Regions from separate parts of the Homo sapiens genome. Here region 1 is linked to region 2. A link is an interaction called in ENCODE POLR2A ChIA-PET data of the cell type or tissue named here. Cell type or tissue: Panc1. All regions are shown on one strand. Each heading gives the region's core, and the rest is flanking DNA. Links, peaks and the distances in the headings are about the cores only. Region 1 has its middle 23 kb from the start of TRIDDENT. Region 2 overlaps ADCY9 (adenylate cyclase 9).

Region 1 (10,794 bases), core at 1,114-9,113, 180 kb after region 2:
ACAGAGCAAAACTCCGTCTCAAAAAAAAAAAAAAAAAAAAAAATTAGCTGGGCGTGGTGGCAGACGCCTGTAATCCCAGCTACTTGGGAGGCTGAGGCAGGAGAATTGCTTGAACCTGGGAAGTAGAGGTTGCAGTGAGCTGAGATCTTGCCCTTGTACTCCAGCCTGGGCAACAAAAGCAAAACTCTGTCTTAAAGAAAAAAAAAAAGACTCTTTTGGTAATTTTTTTCCCAACTTCCTAACCCTTTATACCCTTTTTTTTTTTTTTTTTTTAAGAGACAGGGTCTTCTTTTGTTACCCAGGCTGGAGTGCAGTGGTACAATCATAGCTTATTGTAAACTTGAACTCCTGGGCTCAAACGATCCTCCCGCCTCACCCTCCTGAGTAGCTGGGACTATAGGCATGCATCATGATACCCAGCTAATTTTTTGTAGAAACAGGGTCTCACTATGTTGCCCAGGCTCTTTCCAAACTCCTGGCCTCAAGCTGTCCTCACAGTGTGGCCTCTCAAAACACTTGGCTTCACTTTGGCTTCTCAAAGTACAGGCATGAGCCACCACACCGGCTGAATTTCCTCCTTCAATCTATTAACATGGTGAATTCTGTCCATTGATTTCCTAATGTTACACCAAAGCTGCATTCCTGGAATAAATCCAATATGGTCATTATGTATAATCCTTTTATATATTGCTTGATTTGACTTGCTAATATTTTGTCTAGGATTTTTGCAGTTAATGAGTGAAATTAATCTGTATTTTTCTTTCTTTTTTTTTTTTTTTAACTGTTCTCGTTGGCTGTTAGTATAAAGGTTATGCTAGTCTCCCAAAATTAGTCCATGATTCTTTTTCTCCTTTCTGGAAAAAGTATGTTATAACTTAGCTTTATTTCTTTCTTCAGTGTTTAGTAGTATTCCCTAATGAAGGAATTTAGGCTCTGAGTTTTATCATAGGATTTTTTTAAATTACAGTTTAATTTCTCTGATAGTTACAGGACTAAGATTTTCTTTTTTGTCTCGCTCTTGTCCCCCAGGCTGGAGTGCAATGGTGTGATCTCTGCTCCTGCAACCTGCGCCTCCTGAGTTCAAGCGATTCTCCTGCCTCAGCCTCCCAAGTTGCTGGGATTACAGGGGCCCGCCACCACGCCCAGCTAATTTTTGTTATTTTCAGTAGAGATGGGGTTTCATCATGTTGGCCAGGCTAGTCTTGAACTCCTGACCTCAGGCGATCCGCCCGCCTCGGCCTCCCAAAGTGCTGGGATTACAGGTGTGAGCCACTGCACCTGCCCAAGGACTAAGGTTTTCTATTTCTTATTGTGTCAGTTAGGTTGTATTTTTCTGTGAATCTGTTCATTTCACCAAATTTTCAAGTTTGTTGGCTTAAAGTTTTCGATAATATACTCTTATTTTGTGGTGAAGTCCCTTTTTTATTTCTTGTATTTGTTATTTGTGCCTTCTTTTCTTTTTTTTTTTTCCTTTTCTTTTTTATGAGATAGAGTTTCACTCTTGTCGCCCAAGCTGGAGTGCAATGGCGCGATCTCAGCTCACTGAAACCTCTGCCTCCCGGGTTCAAGCGATTCTCCTGCCTCAGCCTCCTGAGTGGCTGGGATTATAGGCACCCATCACCACGCCCAGCTAATTTTTTGTATTTTTAGTAGAAATGGGGTTTCACCATGTTAGCCAGGCTGGTGCCAAACTCCTGATTTCAGGTGATCCGCCCGCCTCAGCCTCCCAAAGTGCTGGGATTACAGGCGTGAGCCACCACGCCCAGCCTTTTCCTTTTCTATTTTCTTTTTCTTTTCACAGATGCCTTTTGTGAAAACTGTCAAATTGTTTCCTTTTAATCATTCTCTTTAGGGATTAACCAATTTTATTAGTGGTTTCAGTTTTGGCTTTGTTGATTCTCTCCGTTGTGTGTTTGTTTTTATACTTATTATACATTGAAATCATTTCCTCCTGTCTACTTTATTATATATTTAAATCATTTCCTCCTGTCTATTTTTGTTGGGTTTCTTTAGTTGTTCTTTTCCTGACATCTTAAAATGAATGTGCTTAGCTCATTATATTTTAAGTCTTTCTTCTTCCCTAAAATATGCAATTAAGGCTATAAATTTCCCCCCAAACACTGCATTAGCTTTACTCCATAAGTTTTGTTGTATTTTGTTTTTCATTACATATAGTATAGTTCAAAGTAATTTCAAATTTCCGTTTTTATTTGTTCTGAAACCCATGCATTATTTAGAAGTATATTTTAGAAGCACGTTACTCGAAAGTATAGTTTTCAAAGGTACAGGGACTTTTTAATATTTTTATTATCGATTCTTAAACTATTTGCAATATGTTAGGATAACATTATCTGCTGTATTTTAATCCTTTGAAATGTGTTGAAACTTGCGTTTTGGCCCAGCAGATCATCGTATTTTAAAATGGATGATATCTTTTTGAAAATAACATATTTTTCACTTGTTGGGTGCACAGTTCTCCATATGTTCATACAACAAGATTGTTCATTATGATGTCTCAAATCTTCTACAGTGTTATTGATTTATTGTCTGCCTGTTCCATTGATTACTGAAAAAGCTGTGTCAAACATCCCACTATGAATATGGACTTGTCTGTTTCTCCATATAATTCTGTTCACATTGCTCTATGTATCATGTAATTAGGTACATACAAATTTAAAATAATCTTTTATTATTATAGGGTGACCCTCCTTAATTCTAGAGACGCTTTTTTTTTTTTTTTTCATTTTAAAGTACATTTGCTTGACATTGGAATTTACTACACTGGCTGTCCTAATAGTATTTCAATAGTGTATACTTCTTTATTATTTTCCTTTCAGTCTTGCTTTATCTCTAAGTATTACACGTGTTTCTTGTATTTAATATTTGTTGGATTTGGTGTCTATCCAGTATGACAATCTTTGTCTTTTAGCTGGAGCATTTAACCCACTTACCATTCATGTAATTACTGATATGCAGTTTGCCATGAATGGGCTTTCTATTCATCACCTATTCTCTGTCCTATTTTTTTTTTTCTTTTTTTTTTTTTTTTTGAGACAGCGTCTCACTCTGTTGCTCAGACTGGAGCGCAATGGTGCAATCTCAGCTCACTGCAACGTCTGCCTCTGGGTTCAAGCAGTTCTCCTGCCTCAGCTTCCTGAGTAGCTGGGATCACAGACACCCGTCACCACGCCTGGCTAATTTTTGTATGTTTAGTAGAGATGTGGTTTCACCATGTTGGCCAGGCTGGTCTCGAACTCCTGATCTCAAGTGATCCACTTGCCTCAGCCGCCCAAATTGCTGGGATTACAGGCATGAGCCACTGCTCCTGGCCTTCTCTGTTCTTTTATCTCATTTTTGGCTTTGTTTAGTTTGGTTGCATTTTTACATTTTCATTTTGTTCCTGTGTTAGTTTGAGAGCTATTCTGGTTTTTTACCATTTTTAGCAATTATTCTAAAAATTACAATAAGCGGCTGGGCGTGGTGGCTCACACCTATAATTCTAGCACTTTAGGAGGCCGAGACGGGCAGATCACTTGAGGTCAGGAGTTCAAGACCAGCCCGGCCAACATGGTGAAGCCCTGTCTCTACTAAAAATATAAAAATTAGTCGGGCATGGTGGCACATGCTTGTAATCCCAGCTACTTGGGAGGCTGAGGTGGGAGGATCATTTGAACCCAGGAGGCAGAATTTGAAGTGAGCCAAGATCGTGCCACTGTGGGCAACAGAGTGAGACATTTTTATCCCTTTTCATTCCTTCCTCTATCCCCAACCTCCTCTCTGGGACAATTTTTCCTTCTGCCTGAAGAACACCCTAGACTTCTCTTTACTGAAGAACTTTTCCACTGAGTAAAATTCTAGTTTGGCAAGTTTGCTGTTGTTGTGTTGTTTAGTTTTCTTTCCAACAGATTGAAGAGATTATTCTACTACTTCTAGCTTCCATTGTTGCTGTTGAAAAGTGAGCAAAAGTTGCACTTTTTTTTCTTTTTTCTTTTTTCTTTTTTTTTTTTTTTTTGAGACAGAGTCTTGCTCTGTCCCCCAGGCTGGAGTGCGGTGGCACAATCTGGGCTCACACCACCTCCTGGGTTCAGGTGATTCTCCTGCCCCAGCCTCCTGAGCACTAGGATTACAGGCACGCGCCACCATGCCTGGCTAATTTTTTTTTTTTTTTTGAGACGGAGTCTTACTCTGTGGCCCAGGCTGGAGTGCAGTGGTGCGACCTCGGCTTACTGCAACCTCCACCTCTCAGGTTCAACCAATTCGCCTGCCTCAGCCTGCCAAGTAGCTGGGATTACAGGTGCCCACCACCATGCCCAGCTAATTTGTTTGTATTTTTAGTAGAGACAGGGTTTCACTATGTTGGCCAGGCTGGTCTCGAACTCCTGACCTCAAGTGATCCACCTGCCTTGGCCTCCCAAAAGTGCTGGGATTGCAAGCATGAGCCACCATGCCCGGCCTGCCCCTCCCTCTCCCTTCCCTCTCCCTTCCCTCTCCCTTTCCTTCCCTTCCTTTTTGTTGTTGTTTTAGGTTCACAGCAAAATTGAGCAGAAAGTAGAGAGAATTCTCACATACCCATTTCCCCGCATACATACAACCTCCCTGACAATCAATATCCTGCCCTGAGTGGCATATTTGTTACAGTCAATAAACCTACACTGGACAGCACTTTGGAAGGCCAAGGCAAGAGGATTGCTTGAACCCAGGAATTCAAGACCACCCTGGGCAACAGAGCGAGACCTTGTAGGTAGGTAGGTAGGTAGGTAGATAGAATCAGTCTACATTGACACACCTTCATGAAGTCCACAGTTAACATTAGGGTTCACTCTTGGTGTTGTACATCCTATGGGTTTGGACAAATATATAATGATATGAATCCATCACTACCGTATCATACAGAGTAGTTTCACTGCCCTAAAAATCCTCTGTGCATCACCTATTCATCCCTCTCTCTCCTTTAACGCCTAGAAACTAGTGATCCTTTTACTGTCTCCATATCTGCATAGCTTTGCCTTTTCCAGAATGTTGTATAGTTGGAATCATATACTATGTGGCCTTTTCAGATTGGTGTCTTTCACTTAGTAACATGCGTTTATGGTTCGTCAATGGCTGGGCGCTGTGGCTCACGCCTGTAATCCCTGCCCTTTGGGAGGCCAAGGCGGGCAGATCACCTGAGGTCAGGAGTTCGAGACCAGCCCGACCTACACGGTGAAACCCCATCTCTACTAAAATACAAAAATTAGCCAGACATGGTGGCACATACCTGTAATCCCAGCTACTCAGAAGGCTGAGGCAGGAGAATCACTTGAACTGGGGAAGCAGAGGTTGTAGTGAGCAGAGATCGTGCCACTGCACTCCAGCCTGAGCAACAGAGTGAGACTCCATCTCCATAAATAAATAAATAAATAAATAAATAAATAAATAAATAAATAAAATGGCTGGGTGTGGTGGCTTGCATCTATAATCTTAGCACTTTAGGAGGCTGAGGCTGGAGGATTGCCTGAACCCAGGAGTTCGAGACCAGCCTGGGCAACATGGTAAGACTCCATCTCTATTTTAATACAGTTAAAATTTGTATTAAAAAAAAAGTTCCTCCATGTCTTTTCATGACTTGATAACTTTTTAGCACTGAATAATAGTCCATTGAATTTCTTTTTAGTACTGAATAATATTCCGTTGTCTGGATATGCCAAGGTTTAATTATCCCTTCACCTACTGAAGAACATCTTGGGTGTGTCCAAGTTTTAACAATTATGAATAACGCTGCTATAAACATCTATGTGCAGATCCTTGTGTTGACTGAAATTTTCAACTCATCTGGGTAAATAAGAAGGAGTGTGATTGCTGGATCTTATGGTAAGGGTATGTTTAGCTTTGTAAGAAACTGCGACACCGTTTTGAGATGTAGTCTCGTTCTGTTGCCCAGGCTGGAGTGCAGTGGCACGATCTCCGCTCACTGCAACCTCCGCCTCCCAGGTTCAAGCAGTTCTCTTGCCTCAGCCTCCAGAGTAGCTGGGACTACAGGCACGTGCCACCATGCCTGGCTAATTTTTTGTATTTTTAGTAGAGACGGGGTTTTCACCACCTTAGCCAGGATGGTCTCGATCTCCTGACCTCGTGATCCTCCCACCTCGGCCTCCCAAAGTGCTGGGATTACAGGCGTGAGCCACCGCACCCAGCTCATTGTTGTTTTAATTTGTATTTCCCTAATGACATATGATACGGAGCATCTTTTCATATGCTTATTTGCCATCTGTATCTCTTCTCTGGTGAGGCGTCTGTTTAGATCTTCTGCCCATTTTTTCAATCCATCTGTTCATTTTCTTATTGTTGAGTTTTAAGAATTCTTTGTATATCTTAGATAACAGTCCTTTATCAGATAAGTCTTTTTCAAATATTTTCTCCAAGTCTGTAGCTTGTCTTTTCATTCTCTTGAAAGTGTCTTTCACAGAGCAGACATTCTTGATTTTAATGAAATCCAGCTTATCAGTTATTTCTTTCATGGATTGTATCTTTTTTGTTGTTTTCTAAAAGTCACTGCCATGCCCAAGGTCATCTGGATTTTCTCCTATGTTATCTTCTAGGAGTTTTATAGTACTGCATTAACTCAAATGGTCTGGGATCCATTTTGCGTTAATTTGTGTGAAGGGTGTAACAACATCTGTTGATATGGTCGTGTGATTTTTCTTCCTTAGCCTGTCGATGTGATGGATTACATTAATTGATTTCCAAATGTTGAATCAGGCTTGCATACCTAGGACAAATCCCACTTGGTAGTGGTGTATACTTCTATTTATACATTGTTGGATTCTGTTTGCTAATATTTTGTTGGGAATTTCTGCATCTATGTTCATAAGATATATTGGTCTGTAGTTTTCTTTTCTTTTTCTTTCTTTCTTAAATTAAGACAGGGTCTCACTCTGTTGCCTAGGCTGGAGTGCAGTGGCACAATCAGGGCTCACTGCAGCCTCAACCTCCCAGGCTCAAATAATCCTCCTGCCTCAACCCCCCGAATAGCTGGGACTATGGGTGTGCCCCACCACTCTTGGCTAATTTTTCTTTTCTTTTTTTTTTTTAGACTGAGTCTCACTCTGTCACCTAGGCTGGCGTGCAGTGGTGCAATCTCGGCTCACTGCAACCTCCACCTCCTGGGTTCAAGGGATTCTTGTGCCTCAGCCTCCTGAGTAGCTGGGATTACAGGCCTGAGCCACCACGACCAGCTAATTTTTGTATTTTTTGTACAGATGGGGTTTCACCATGTTGGCCAGGCTGGTTTTGAACTCCTGACCTCAGGTGATCTGCCTGCCTCGGCCTCCCAAAGTGCTGGGATTACAGGCATGAGCCACCATACCCAACCTTTTTTTTTTTTTTAAATTTCAGTAGAGACGAGCTCTCACTATGTTGCCCAGGCTGGTTTTAAACTCCCTGAGCTCAAGCAGTCCTCTGCGTCAGCCTCCCAAAGTGCTGGGATTACAGGCAAGAGCCATTGTACCCTGCCTTGTAGTTTTTCTTTCTGGTGATGTCTGGTTAAGGTGATGCTAGCCTCATAGAATAAGTTAGGAAACGTGATGCTAGCCTCGTAGAATGAGTTAGGAAGTATACCCTCAGTTTCTCTCTTCTGAAAGAGATTGTAGAGAATTGGTATAATTTCTTCCTAAAGTGTTTAGTAGAATTCACCAGTGAGCCCATCTGGACCTGGCACTTTCTGTTTTGGAAAGTTATTAATTACTGATTCAATTTCTTCTCTATTGCAGTTTCTTTTTAAGCTGTCTCTTATATTACTGCAGATTGTTGCACAATCAATTATGTATTGATTGTTTTTAGTCTGAATGTTCAGGGTGATATTTTTTTTCCTAGCCCTCACTTTTCATGGGTGCCTCAGAGTAGAATTTGTACCCTTATCTTATGCACTTACTATAACAAGAAATTCCTTTATTGTTAGCCCTATCCAGTCCAGGTCAATCATTTCACAGACAGCTGGAGGGATTATAGGAGATCCTACCACACAGACTAAAAACAGACTCCCTGACCCAAAATTCTTTTTCTTTTCTTTTATTTATTTATTTATTTATTTATTTATTTTGAGACAGAGTCTCGTTCTATTGCCCAGGCTGGAGTACAGTGGCGCGATCTCGGCTCACTGCAACCTCCGCCTCCCGGGTTCACGCCATTCTCCTGCCTCAGCCTCTCCGAGTGGCTGGGACTACAGGCACCTGCCACCACGCCTGGCTAATTTTTTGTATTTTTAGTAGAGACGGGGTTTCACCGTGGTCTCGATCTCCTGACGTCGTGATCCGCCCACCTCGGCCTCCCAAAGTGCTGGGATTACAAGCGTGAGCCACCGTGCCCGGCCTCTTTTTCTTTAAACAGTTTTGCTGAGATATAATTCACATACCATATGATTCACTATTTTTTTTTAGTTTTTATTTTTATAGAGATGGGGTCTCACCATGTTGCCCAGGCTGATCTCAAATTCCTGGGCTCAAGTGATCCTCCCATCTTGACCTCCCAAAATGCTAGAATTACAGACATGAGCCACTGCGCTTGGCCTGATTCACCCTTTTAAGTATACAATTCAATAACTTTTCATATATTCATAGAGTTGTACAACCATCACCACAATCCACTTTAGGACATTTTCATTATCCCAAAAAGAAACACCATTATCTCTTAACTATCACTTCCCTAATCCTGCCATTCCCCAATCCTAACTCCAGACAACCATACATCTTCTACTTCCTGCTTTTTTTTTTTTTGGAGACAGAGTCTTCCTCTGTTGCCCAGGCTAGTGTGCAGTGGCATGATCTCAGCTCACTGCCACCTCTGCCTACCAGGTTCAAGTGATTCTCCTGCCTCAGCCTCCCTAGTAGCTGGGATTACAGGCGCCCACCACCACGCCCAGCTAATTTTTGTATTTTTAATAGAGACTGGGTTTCACCCTGCTGGCCAGGCTGGTTTCGAACTCCTGACCTCAGGTGATCCACCCGCCTCAGCCTCCCAAAGTGCTAGGATTACAGGCATGAGCCACTGTGCCTGACTTCAGTCATATTTATGGTTGAATAATATTCCATTGTATGGATAGACCACATTTTGTTTATCTATTCATCAGTTTGCGGACATCTGGGTTGTTTCCACTTTGGGCTATTAAAGGCAATGCTGGTGTGAGCATGCCTGCACACGTTTTTGTGTGGATGGCAGTTTTCATTTCTCCCGGGTATATACATAGGAGTGGAGTTGCTGGTAACCCTGTGTTTAAACTTTTGGGGAATGGCCATGCTATTTTGCACAATGGCTGCGTCATTTTACATTCCCATCAAAGGTGCATAAAGGTTGCCATGTCTTCACGTCCCTGCCATCACTTCTCATTCTCCATGGTTTTGACTGTGGCATCCTCGTGGACATAAGGTGGTGTCTCATTGTGGTTTTGTTTTTTGTTTGTTTGTTTGTTTTGAGACAGAGTCTCACTCTTTCGCCCAGGCTGGAGTGCACTGGTGTGATCTTGGCTCACTGCAACCTCCGCCTCCCGGGTTCAAGCGATTCTCCTGCCTCAACCTCCCGGGTAGCTGGGATTACAGGGGCCCACCACCACCCCCAGCTAATTTTTGTAATTTTAGTAGAGACGGGGTTTCACCATGTTGGCCAGGCTGGTCTCGAACTTCTGACTTTAGGGGTGATCCACCCACCTCGGCCTCCCAAAGTGCTGGGATTACAGGCGTGAGCCCCCGAGCCCAGCCTCACTGTGGGTTTGACTTGCAGTTCCCTGCCAAGGAGTGGATCCGCCGTTCTTGACCGGGCTGGAATCACAGCCACCTTTGGGCGGACTTCTGCTGCTGCTGCTTTCAGCTTCCCTGCCTCACCCTCAATTACAGACTGGGGGTGAACCCCTGAGCACATTCTGCAGAGAGAAAGATGCTCCCCAGTCTGCATCAGCGAGACTGGCACCTGCTTCCTCTCAGCTTTGTGGGAATTTTCCCCCATATCAGGTTTTCCTTAAGGGGCAGGTTTCCCAGATTGTTCTCTAACACTTAAAATCACTCACCTCATCTTTCCCCATTAAACAAGTACATCTTGTCCAATTTCCATCCAGTTTTTTAAAAATCCCCCTTCCAGACAGGCAAGGGTCAAGATGAGCCAGGACCACCCAACCCCTCCACGGAGTTTCCCTTCCCAGCGCAACACCTCCCACCTCCCACCTCCCATCTCAGAACAGGTTTTCCTCATTCTGCCAGCGGCTTCCTCCCTGCCCTGTCCAACTTCTGGGCTCTGGTGGCTGCTCCAGGGCATTTATGCAGGAGGTCTGGCCAGCGAGTTGGTTTCCTGCATGATGATTGGCAGCTCACGGACCCGGCAAGCCAAAGATGCCTCTCCGCCCGGGACAGTGCGTGGCAGGGGCCCCACTGCAACCAGGTAAGTATCGGCCATTTGCACGATGTCAAAGGAGGTTAACACCAAGAAGGTGTGCGTGTTACTCCAAGCAGCTGCCAAGGCTGGGAGAATTGCCTTCAGCTGCGGGAGAGTTCCTTCTGGAAACTATCTGGCCAATACCTTCCCAGTTTAGGCGATTTGAAGAATTGAGTAAGAAAAGACCACTTCTCCTTCCTCTCCCCTATACCTCTTACCGTGGCTCTAAGAAAAGGACGAAATAGCACAAACTTATTATTTAGTGTATTCTCTTTCATTAAACGCCTTTTTTTTTTGCTCTTGTTGCCCAGGCTGGAGTGCAATGGCGGGATCTCGGCTCACTGCAACTTCTGCCTCCTGGGTTCAAGCGATTCTCCAGCCTCAGCCTCCCGGGTTGCT
Region 2 (10,794 bases), core at 1,061-9,060:
TACCTGCCGGAGAGCTGGTATTCCCCTCCCTCATCCTCTCAGGTTTGGATCTGGTGCCTGGTCCCTGGTTTGAAGCTCCTTACTGCTATTCTTGATGTTTTTACTGGGCTGCTTGTTTTTTCTAATATAGGACAAAAGTCTTTGAGATCTGGAAAATGATATTAAAATAAGTAGGACGAAAAAGAAAGATTTTAAGTAATCTGCTACATTTCTTCCCCCACTTCCTCCTTTTTAAACAGTCCTTATGTTTTACTAAAATCTTCAGGATTGAGGGGAACATCTGTTGTGGAAGTATGTAGAGAAAATAACACTGATTTTTTTTAAAAGCCTGCTTTTGTGAAGCTGTATTGTATTTTGTGGTCCCCACACACTGCATACTTAAACAGTTAAAAGCCTCAGGAAAGGGAATCCTCGGAAGAAGTAATTAATAGTTCCAATCAGAGATGGCAGAAGTAATAGTTTCAATCAGAGACGGCAGAAGTAATAGTGTCAGTCAGAGACGTCCAGTGGTTGAGGTAGGGCCTGCATAGGTCGTTGGTGTGAGATCATCCTATGTGTCCAGTTGGCATTCTCTTTCTCTGGCTTGTGATCTGAGCTCCTGTATCTTTTATGTATTTGTTCTCTGGCAAGGGAACATCATCTTTCTTCTGATTTTTCTTTATTTTACTAACTTTGCTGTTGAAGATTTTATGGATGTAGACGAAAACTATTTTCACCCGAGAATTCCCCTAACCTAGAGCACTTTAAGGACTATGTTAACAAGGTCAGAAACTACACTTTCTGTTCACTTGAAAGATGCTGCCGTGATGAGTGTCTTTCCGTTTAGGGCGGTGGCACTCGCTCTTGAGTCTGAAGGTGTCAGTGGACGGGGCTGTGGGTGTAACCCCCTGCTTGCCACCTTGGCATTTTTAGGGCCCAGGTGTTGTGAGCTCTGTCCTTGGAGACTGTGGGACGGTGGAGCTGGGCGGCAGTACGTTAAATTAAATATGTTGGCCCAGAGGACAATGAGAACGTTTTGTAAGCTGTACTTTGTATGCTGTATTACTCGAATTTCAAAAATGAAGAGGGTGTAATTATTAAATATGTTTGGAAATTGCCAAGTCATTGAATACCTATTTTGTGAATTTATGAGTAGTTTTATTTTTAAGTTTGTAGATCAGGGGTCTCAGACACAGAGCCAAAAAAAAAAAATGCTAGAGTGAGTTTGTGTTTTTTTTTTTTTAAACCTCAAATAGTGTAAATTTGGTAAATTAACTTTTCTTGACATTTGTGTACATTGTATATTTATAAAAGTTTTAGTACTGTAGGGAGTAGGGAAGATAGAAGGCTTAGCTTAGCTGCTGATTTTTTAAAAGTGATATTCTTTCCTTTAGCTCTTTCTCTGAGACCACGATTTTGTTTTCTTGAGCTCATTTTACAAACCTTTGTGGATAGGACTCCAGGAATAGAGTATGTCTACACAACTTCCTGGCCCTTTTGGAAACTGTCCTTACAAAGCTAAATTGAGATGACAGCACAGTTTGTAGAAGACCCTTTCACACACATAGTTAAGCTTATCTACATGTAAGATCGATTTTAGCCTCTGCCTTTGGGCTGGTGGCAGATGTTTTCTCTATACAATATTGGGTATTACGGGAGGCTGAGGCAGGAGAATTGTTTGAACCCGGGAAGAGAAGGTTGTAGTGAGCCGAGGCTGCGCCACTGCACACCAGCCTGGGCGACAGAGCAACTCTGTCTTAAAAAACAACAACAACAAAAACAAAAAAAACCCCAATACTGGGTGTATTAGCCTTTCCCTCTTACCCCCTTTTCTGATCCCAGGGTTAAAAAGCAGCCAGTAGCGGCCCTGCAGGAATGGGCATCCATAGAATGAGAAGGGGCTTCTAGAACTAGCCTGGGAGCACAGAAGGAAGCTCCTCTCATTCAAATTTATCCGAACAGGCTTTGCAGAAGGGTAGTTTCATGATTTCTGCACATTCCTTCACTCTGAAATCTGTGTCGTGCCCCTGGCACTGACTGTGCACCTGGCACTGTGGATGTGGAGCAGGATCCGTGATCGTGGAGCAGGATCCGTGATCGTGAGGTAGGAGGTGGGACTCGACTCCAGAGGCGGGGTTCAGATGCCAGACCGAATTGAGGACTAGCTGATACAGGGATGGGGCAGAAGCAGCGTTCTGCAAGGCACGCCCACCAGTGTGCCTTGTTAGTTTACTGTCGCCATGGCCACACCCGGAGTTACTGCCTCTTTCCATGGCCGTGACCTGACAACCCAAAAGCCACCACCCTTTTCCTAGAAGTGTCTGCCTAAGCCTACCTTTACTCTACAGGAAATTAAAAGTAGGTATAAGGTAAGGCTGGGCGCAGTGGCTCATGCCTGTAATCCCAGCACTTTGGGAGGCCAAGGCGGGTGGATCACCTGTGGTCATGAGTTGGAGACCAGTGTGGCCAATATAGTGAAACCCCGTCTCTACTAAAAATACAAAAATTAGCCTGGTGTGGTGGTGTGCGCCTGTAATCCCAGGTGCTCGGGAGGCTGAGGCAGAAGAATCGCTTGAACCCAGGAGGTGGAGGTTGCAGTGAGCTGTGATCATGTCCACTGCACTCCAGCCTGGGCGACAGCCTAGGCGAGACTGCGTCTCAAAAAAAAAAAAAAAAAAAAAAAAAAGTAGGTATAAGTATGATTGCAAAACTGCCCTGAGCTGCTACTTTCCGCCTTTGGGAAAGCCCAGCTCTGCAGGAGCAGTCATGGAGCCGTATAACACTGCCTGCCTCTTCAATAAAGGTGTTTTCTTTCCTGCCACCGGCTCACCCTTGAATTATTTCCTGGGCAAAGCCAAGAACCCTCTTGGGCTCGGCCCCACTTTGGGGCGCGTCTGACCTGCGTTAATAGTTCCCAACCTCCGTGAGCTCACAGTTAAAAATGTTGTGGAGTATGTTCGGGAGTGGGGAGCGCTTTAGAGGGGGCTCCTGCTGGAGCTGGGTCCTGAGATCAGGCTGTGGCTCTCCAGGTGGACAGAAGAGCACCAGGGCAGAGCGGAGAGGTGGGTATGGCTGGGCCCTGTGCTTCTCTGTGGGGGCGGACGATTGTTAGTTGTTCATCAGGACAAGGAAGGCCATGGGTAGCGTGGGAAGGAGTTTGCATTTGACCCCATAGGTGTCAGGGAACCACTCAACAGGGGGCTTAGGTGATCTGACTTGCAGTTTTAGAAAGTTCACTCTTTCAGAGCTAGTGAGTGTGGGTTGGAAAGAGATTAATGAGGTGTCGAGTAAATCCCAGGTAGGGGTGATGGTGGCCCAATCCAAAGTTACAGTAGCAGTGATGGAGGTGATGGGATCTGAGTGGCATTAGGAAGAGCAGCTTGATGGGACTGCAAGCCAGATTTAAACAAACGACTGGCAGGAGGGGAAGGGCTTGACCATGTGAATGGGAAATGGCATTTTAAGTTTCTGGAAGTGACTTGGCGACAATGTGGAGTCAGGAATGGGTGAGGGGCCTTTGAAGTTGCTATGGTATGAATGGAGAATGCAGGATGGACTTGCAGAGTACAGAGGCCCGGAACCCCTGGCTTGCTTACTCATTCAGCAAATCATTTACTCCGTGCCAGGCACGGTTCTGGGTTCTGGCAATACAGCCGTAAACAAAACAGACAACAATTCCTGCTCTTGTAATAGGGGACAAGAATTTTTAAGTCAATAATATAGGAGGATCGCTGGAGCCCACGAGGTCGAGGTTGCAGAGAGCCGTGATTGCACCACTGCATTCCAGCCTGGGCGACAGAGTGAGACCCTGTCTCTAAGAAACAAAAACCAGGCCTTCAAATAGGGGAGATCTAATAGAGGGGACAACAGGGGAGTCAAACCATAAATAAGTAAAATAGAAAAAGTGTTTTGTGAACAAACATAAAGCAGGAAGGGGATACAGCAGATGGGGTGTACGAGTGTGAGAAATCTTATCTAGGGTGGCCAGTCACTGGGAGAAGGTTGCAGGAATTTTTAGCATACTGCTAGGATTTTGGAAATAATCTAAAAAGTGAGGGGCCAGGCATGGTGGCTCATGCCTGTAATCTCAACACTTTGGGAGGCCGAGGTAGGCGGATCACCTGAGGTCAGGAGTTTGAGACCAGCCTGGCCAACGTGGTGAAACCCCATATTTACTAAAAATACAAAAATTAACCAGGTGTGGTGGCAGGTACCTGTAATCCCAGCTACTCGGGATGCTGAGGCAGGAGAATTGCTTGAACCTGGGAGACGGAGGTTGCAGTGAGCCAAGATTGCACCATTGCACTCCAGCCTGGGCGACAAGAATGAGACCCTGTCTCAAAAAAAAAAAAAAAAGTGTGAGGGACAGTTATTAAAGATATGGAGAAATGGGCCGGGCGTGGTGGCTCATGCCTGTAATCCCAGCACTTTGGGAGACCGAGGTGGGCAGATCAGGAGGTCAGGAGTTTGAGACCAGCCTGACCAACATGGTGAAACCCTGTCTCTACTGAAAATGCAAAAATTGGCTGGGTGTGGTCGCAGGCGCCTTTAGTCCCAGCCACTTGGGAAGCTGAGGCAGGAGAATCGTTCGAACCCAGGAGGTGGAGTTTGCAGTGAGCCGAGATCGTGCCATTGCACTCCAGCCTGGGCGATAGGGCGAGACTTTGTCGCCAAAAAAAAAAAAAAAAAAAAAAAAAAAAAATGAAGAAACGGTCTGATTAAGGTGAGGGACCTTCCACAGCATTTGGGATGAAACCGCTAGGCCTGAGGGAACCGTGGCTGTTGTATTCTGCCTTGGGCCACAAGCAAAAAATGGTGAGACGTGTTATCTCGAGCTGTTGGCTTTTCCTGTCATAGATACAGGGTCACAAAGACAGAAAATGAAACTGTTAGAAAATATCTACAGGCATCTTCTTTTCCCGTGTAAATATTAGGAAGACAGAATGAAGATGCTCCTCCGCTCTCATCCACACCCATGGTCATATCTCTGAAGAGGGGAATACCAGGGAGTGATCACATTGTCAGATGCAGAAATTAAAAAAGCTTTTTTCCCCAGCCAAACTTTATGCTTGTGGAGCAACTTGGGGAGGAGACCCGCTGGTATGCATTTGGGCAGATTGTCACCTGTTGGCCACCTCTGTGATCGAGACCTTTGCCTTAGAGGAGTTCCTATGTAGACCCTGTCTGGTGGGCCGACAGACCGACAGTGGACGGAGGCATTCTGTATGCGTTAGCCTCTGCAAACAAACACCTGTCTCATGCCGGAAATCTGGGCGCCCCATTAACCCTGAGCACGGGCCTGCCAGCTGACAGAACCCTAGCCAGGTGTTGGTTTGGGGTTCAGTTGCATGCTCAGGTGTTCCCCTTCCTTCCCCCGTTAGCTTGTCCCCACCTAAGCCTGCAACCCTTGCCACTGGGATGCTAACCCGTTAGCAGAGCTCAGTCTCCTTGCTTGGAAATTCTGTGTTGACCTGCACTGCATTCTTTTTTTTTTTTTTTTTTTTTTTTTTTTGAGACAGAGTCTGGCTGTGTCACCCAGGCTGGAATGCCATGGCGTGATCTCAGCTTACTGCAACCTCTGCCTCCCAGGTTCAAGCGGTTCTCCTGCCTCAGCCTCCCAAATAGCTGGGATTACAGGTGTGCGCCACCACGCCCGGCTAATTTTTGTATTTTTAGTAGAGATGGGGTTTCACCATGTAGGCCAGGCCGGTCTTGAACTCCTGACCTCAGGTGATCCACCAGCCTCAGCCTCCCAAAGGGCTGGGATTACAGGCGTGAGCCACCACGCCCAGCCTTGACCTGCATTCTTGAGCAGGATCTGTTATGCACGTGGAAATACAGCCTCTCAGATAGCAAATGGCAGAGATGAGATGAGGCACACAGTTCCCCTCCACAGCTGGGGTGGGAGACAGAAAACAGCAGTAGAGTCGACACTCAAGCTGCCCCCAGTGACCATTTGTTCAGGCTCTTTGAGACCTGGCTTACAGTGACAAGGACACAGCTGTTAATTCTGAAGACAAGCTTTCGAGTAGAAGTAACCTCTGGTAAAGCAAGAGAAGGTTAAGGTTTGCTGAATTGCCAATGGGATGAAGAAGGAAGGGAGGGCTGTCTTTTCAGGTAGAATGCCTAAGGAAGGGAAACATGGAGAAGGAACAATTAGAGCAAGTCAAGAAGTTTCAAGATTTTTGTCTTCTGGCCAGCTTGGTGAGATAGTAATTATGTTTCTGCATATTGGTCAGCGTTGCCTATGTACTTTGCTGTGGAATAGTAATCTTGGAAAAAAACCAACCAACCAACCCACATTAATCTGTCCATGTCTGGGCACAGAGTGTGCAGAAGCCTGCGTGGGCCGTAAGTCTCGTCTTTGTCTTGGTTGGTGATTTTAGTATTGGTGTTTTTGCTGGAATTCCAAAACTGTAAGAGTGTAATCATTCACCATTAGAATTCTGCAGGTCCCCTCCTGACTCTGGACTAGCTGAGCTTAGGGGCCTGTCATCCATCTGGCCCTGGGCATATCATTTGTACTTTGCCTGTGACACACCTCAAGACCTTTTCCAACAGGAACTAGCATCCCTGGAGGGAATTTTGTGAAGAGATGAGAGTTTTTGAAACAGGAAGGGAACTGGCAAGGGAAGTGGCCAGGCACCGGTGCTGCCGCGGAACAGAAGGGAAGGGACTGGGCTGCATCAGAGGGTGGATGTGGGGCCGCCATCCGTGGTGTGGGCCAAGGGTAGGGTGGTCCTCCCCTGGGAAGACTGCAGACAGCAGTGATATTCTTGTAGTCTTGTGGATGTACCCAGTGAACCACACCAGCCAAGCCAACCCGTGGCTAAATTTTAGTCAACTTCAGCGAAGAAGACTGCCCCTTGTAAAACTTGTCTGCTCTTGGAAATCAGGTTTTTTGTCTCATTTTCCCCAGCCTTTGCTAGCATTGCACTTGTAAAAAATTCCTGGCATCCTTTCTGCGGAGTTAAGTGGGAAGGCTCAATGTTCTGGGATAGGTGGGAACATCAAACCCGCTAGAGGCTGCTGGTGGCAGTGGAGGCAGAATGAGTTGTAGCAGTAGTGGTGGCAGTAGTGTGACCTAGAGGGCAGAAGCTGGGAAACAGGGTGAAATGCTGGGCCCCGACAGTCAGGGATAGCTGCACCTAGCTTATATGCCTTCCTCTAATCCAGTAGAAATTGTTGTTTCTGTAGGTTTTTTTTCTTTTCTTTTTGAGACAGGGTCTTCCTCTGTTGCCCAGGCTGGAGTACAGTGTGCAGTCACAGTTCACTGCAGCCTCGACCTCCTGCACTCAGATGATCCTTCCATGTCAGCCTCTTCAGTAGCTAGGACACAGGCGCATGCCACCACATCCAACTAATTTTTTTTTTTTTTTTTTTTTGAGACGGAGTCTCACTCTTGCCCAGGCTGGAGAGCAGTGGTGTGATCTTAACTTACTGCAACCTCTGCCTCCTGGGTGCAAGGAATTCTCGTGTCTCAGTCTCCCGTGTGGCTGGGATTACAGATGCATGCCACCATGCCCGGCCAATTTTTTTTTTTTTGTATTTTTAGTAGAAATGGTGTTTGACCATGTTGGCCAGGCTGGTGTCAAAATCTTGGCCTCAAGTGATCTGCCCGCCTCAGCCTCTCAAAGTGCTGGGATTATAGGTGTGAGCCACCATGCCCGGCCTAATTTTAAAAATTATTTGTAGAGATGACGTCTCCCTATGTTTCCCAGGCTTATGTGCATTATTTATATAGGTTGTCTATTGATATTTACAGTATTAGAAATTGAAACAAACTGAGAAGCTTAAAAATCTTTTCTAAATTTATTTCAAAATAGTAATTCATTTCACCCATTGCATGTTAATGTAAGTAACATTTTTATAAAAGTAACTATATTTTGTAAAATGAAAAAATTTGATGAGAAGGGTGGCACTGCCATACATTTTTGCAAATCTCTTTAATGTCTGGATTAATAAACGGTTGAAGTTTTTTGTTTTTTTTTTGGTGGATTTTTTTCCCTCTTGTTGCCCACATTGGAGTGCAGTGGCACGATCTCGGCTTACTGCAACCTCTGCCTCCTGGGTTCAAGCGATTCTCCTGCCTCAGCCTCTCGAGTAGCTGGGATTACAGGCACGCACCACCACACCCGGCTAATTTTTTGTATTTTTAGTAGAAACAGGGTTTCAGCATGTTAGCCACTGCGCCCGACCCACGGCTGAGGTTTTTTGAGTGATAAAATGTACACAACAGAAATCTACCGTGTTAAAACACTTTTAAGTGTGTTCGCTGAATTTTCTTAACCGCTTTGGCATTCAATTTGTTGCAATATGTTGAAAAATGTGTAGAAAATCTGGCTTTAGTTGGAAGAGCATTTTCATAGCCTTTTTATGTGATTCTGGATATTTTTCTTTGATTCTGTAGAAACATTCAACAAGTGAGTAGTAGTTTCTTTTTCTTTTTCTGAGATGGGGTCCTACTCTGTCACCCAGGCTGGAGTGCAGTGGTGCTACCATAGCTCACTCCAGCCTTGACCTCCTGGGCTCAAGTGATCCTTCTGCCTTGGCCTACCAAGTAGCTGGGACTACAGGCATGCACCACCACACCCCGCTGATTTTTTATTTTGAGTGGTAGTTTCTTAAATGTTAGTTGCAATATGGAATCTGAAATTTTATTATCTTTTTTTGTACACTATTATATTAAATGCTGTTGGGTTTTTACCCAGGTGTGATTTTATAACGTCATGCACTAGTCATTTGGAAAATATTGGTCTCTTGAATGATGCAGCTCTTCCACATGTTGACGTCAGTAAAGTCTAATAGTCTGAAGATGTTGAGTTCATCACAGTGGCTGATGTAAGTTTTCCAAAACTCTACTTGAAAACTGGAATTTTTTATCATTGGCGGCAAATACTGTCAGTTATTTTCCTTGAAGCGACAGACTCATTCATATTCCCAGGAATGGTCTGCCCGTACTCAAGCCTGAACGACCGTGGTTTGTCTGTAGGTCACGTGTAAATAATGTGCTACCAAAAAGGTGGCCAGTTCAGCTTGCAATCCAAACAGCTGCACAGCTGCTTTTCTCCAGGACCGCTGTGCTTTGATGGGCAGCAGCGTCGTCGTAGGCGTGCTTCTCATTTCATCACTCAGACTATTCAGAAGACACCTACTCAAGCTTGCGATTTAACCAATCATTCATGTTGACAGCTTCATCTGGGACATTCTTTTTTTTCTTTTTTCTGTTTTTGTGACAGAGTCTCGCTCTGTCGCCCGGGCTGGAGTGCAGTGGTGTGATCTTGGCTCACTGCAACCTCCGCCTCCTGGGTTCAAGTGATTCTCCTGCCTCAGCCTCCCAAGTAGCTGGGATTTACAGATGTGTGCCACCACGCCCGGCTAATTTTTGTCTTTATGGTAGAGACGGGGTTTCGCCATATTGGCCAGGCTGGTCTTGAACTCCTGACCTCAGGTGATCTCCCTACCTCGGCCTCACAAAATGCTGGGATTACAGGCGTGAGCCACTATGCCCGGCCCATCAGGGACATTCTTAAGTGAAGCTGTCTGCCTTTCCTTTCGTAAGTGTGGGGTAGTGAAGGACAAGCTGAGGGCTAGTGCAGTTTGGTTTCCCTGCATCGGGACCTGCTCAGGCACTAGCAGTTTCACCCATGGCTTCTTCTGCACTGTCACTGCAAGTGTCAACACTGAAGAAGGCAAATGCTGTCTTAGTGTCATTGTGCAAATAGTTTAGACTCCACAGATGCCTTGCAAAGGCCTCAAGGACCTCTAGGGATCTGCGGATCACACTTTGAGTACTGCTTCGCTAGCTGGGCTGCAAGATGGGAAGACTGAGGGTTTTGTATGTGCCACCCAAACACGCATTCTCATGTGTGTGAAACAACGCCAATTGGAGTTGTCACACCCATTACATATTGCCTGTGGAAATAGCAAGTGACCTTAGTTCATACATTGACCTTTTCTTACAAAATCCTTAAAAATCTTTTGTGATTCTGGTAAATCTTTGTTGCTCATGTTCAAAGTGTGTGATAAAGACCATCAACTTCGAGCTGGCCATGGCTCGTGCCTGTAATACCAGCGCTTTGGGAGGCCGAGGTGGGTGGATCACCTGAGGTCAAGAGTTGGAGACCAGCCTGGCCAACACGGTGAAGCTCCGTCTCTCCTAAAAATACTATAATTAGCCAGGCGTGGTGGTGGGCACCTGTAATCCCAGCTACTCAGGAGGTTGAGGCAGGAGAATCACTTGAACCTGGGAGGCGGAGGCTGCAGTGAGCCGAGATGGCACCACTGCATTCCAGCCTGGGCGACAGAGCGAGACTCTGCCTCAAAAAACAAACACATGGCTGGGCGCAGTGAGTCACGCCTGTAATCCCAGTACTTTGGGAGGCCGAGGCGGGCGGATCACCTGAGGTCGGGAGTTCGAGACCAGCCTGACCAACATGGAGAAACCCCGTCTCTACTAAAAACACAAAATTAGCCAGGCATGGTGGCACATGCCTGTGGTCCCAGCTACTCGGGCGGCTGAGGTAGGAGAATTGCTTGAATCCAGGAGGCGGAGGTTGCGGTGAGCTGAGATCATGCCACTGCTCTCTAGCCTGGGCAACAAGAGCGAAACTCCATCTCAAAAACAAACAAACAAACAAAGAAACAACCATCAACTTTGTTTCTGTAAATTTTTTTTGGAAGGGCTCACCCTTGAATGGTTGGGTGCTTGGATTTTGATTTCTGATACATTCGGGCTTAATTCTCGGTTGTATGGTTTCCTAACTGTGGGACTTTGGGCAAGCTACCTAGGGGCGCTGCAATTTATAGGAATGA

Evidence for each region. ChIA-PET counts read pairs that join two places held together with the same protein. Peaks named below come from ENCODE experiments on the same cell type or tissue, not always from the same donor. Only the 100,000 strongest peaks of a DNase experiment are listed, where the experiment ranks them.
Region 1: POLR2A ChIA-PET joins it to region 2 with 5 read pairs; 4 of 35 experiments call an interaction of 5 or more read pairs at or near these places.

Annotation. Positions count from the first base shown.
Region 1 is chr16:3,921,957-3,932,750 of GRCh38, reverse strand. No RefSeq gene overlaps it. Among named protein-coding and RNA genes, the nearest start is that of TRIDDENT, 23 kb to the left of the region's middle. In Panc1, for the core only: no CTCF peak of the experiment used is centred there; no DNase peak of the experiment used is centred there.
Region 2 is chr16:4,102,248-4,113,041 of GRCh38, reverse strand. The region is part of intron 2 of ADCY9 (adenylate cyclase 9); the gene reads left to right. Among named protein-coding and RNA genes, the nearest start is that of ADCY9, 8.8 kb to the left of the region's middle. RefSeq lists an enhancer at 4,101-4,600. In Panc1, for the core only: no CTCF peak of the experiment used is centred there; no DNase peak of the experiment used is centred there; H3K4me3 peaks cover 430 bases; H3K27ac peaks cover 3,552 bases.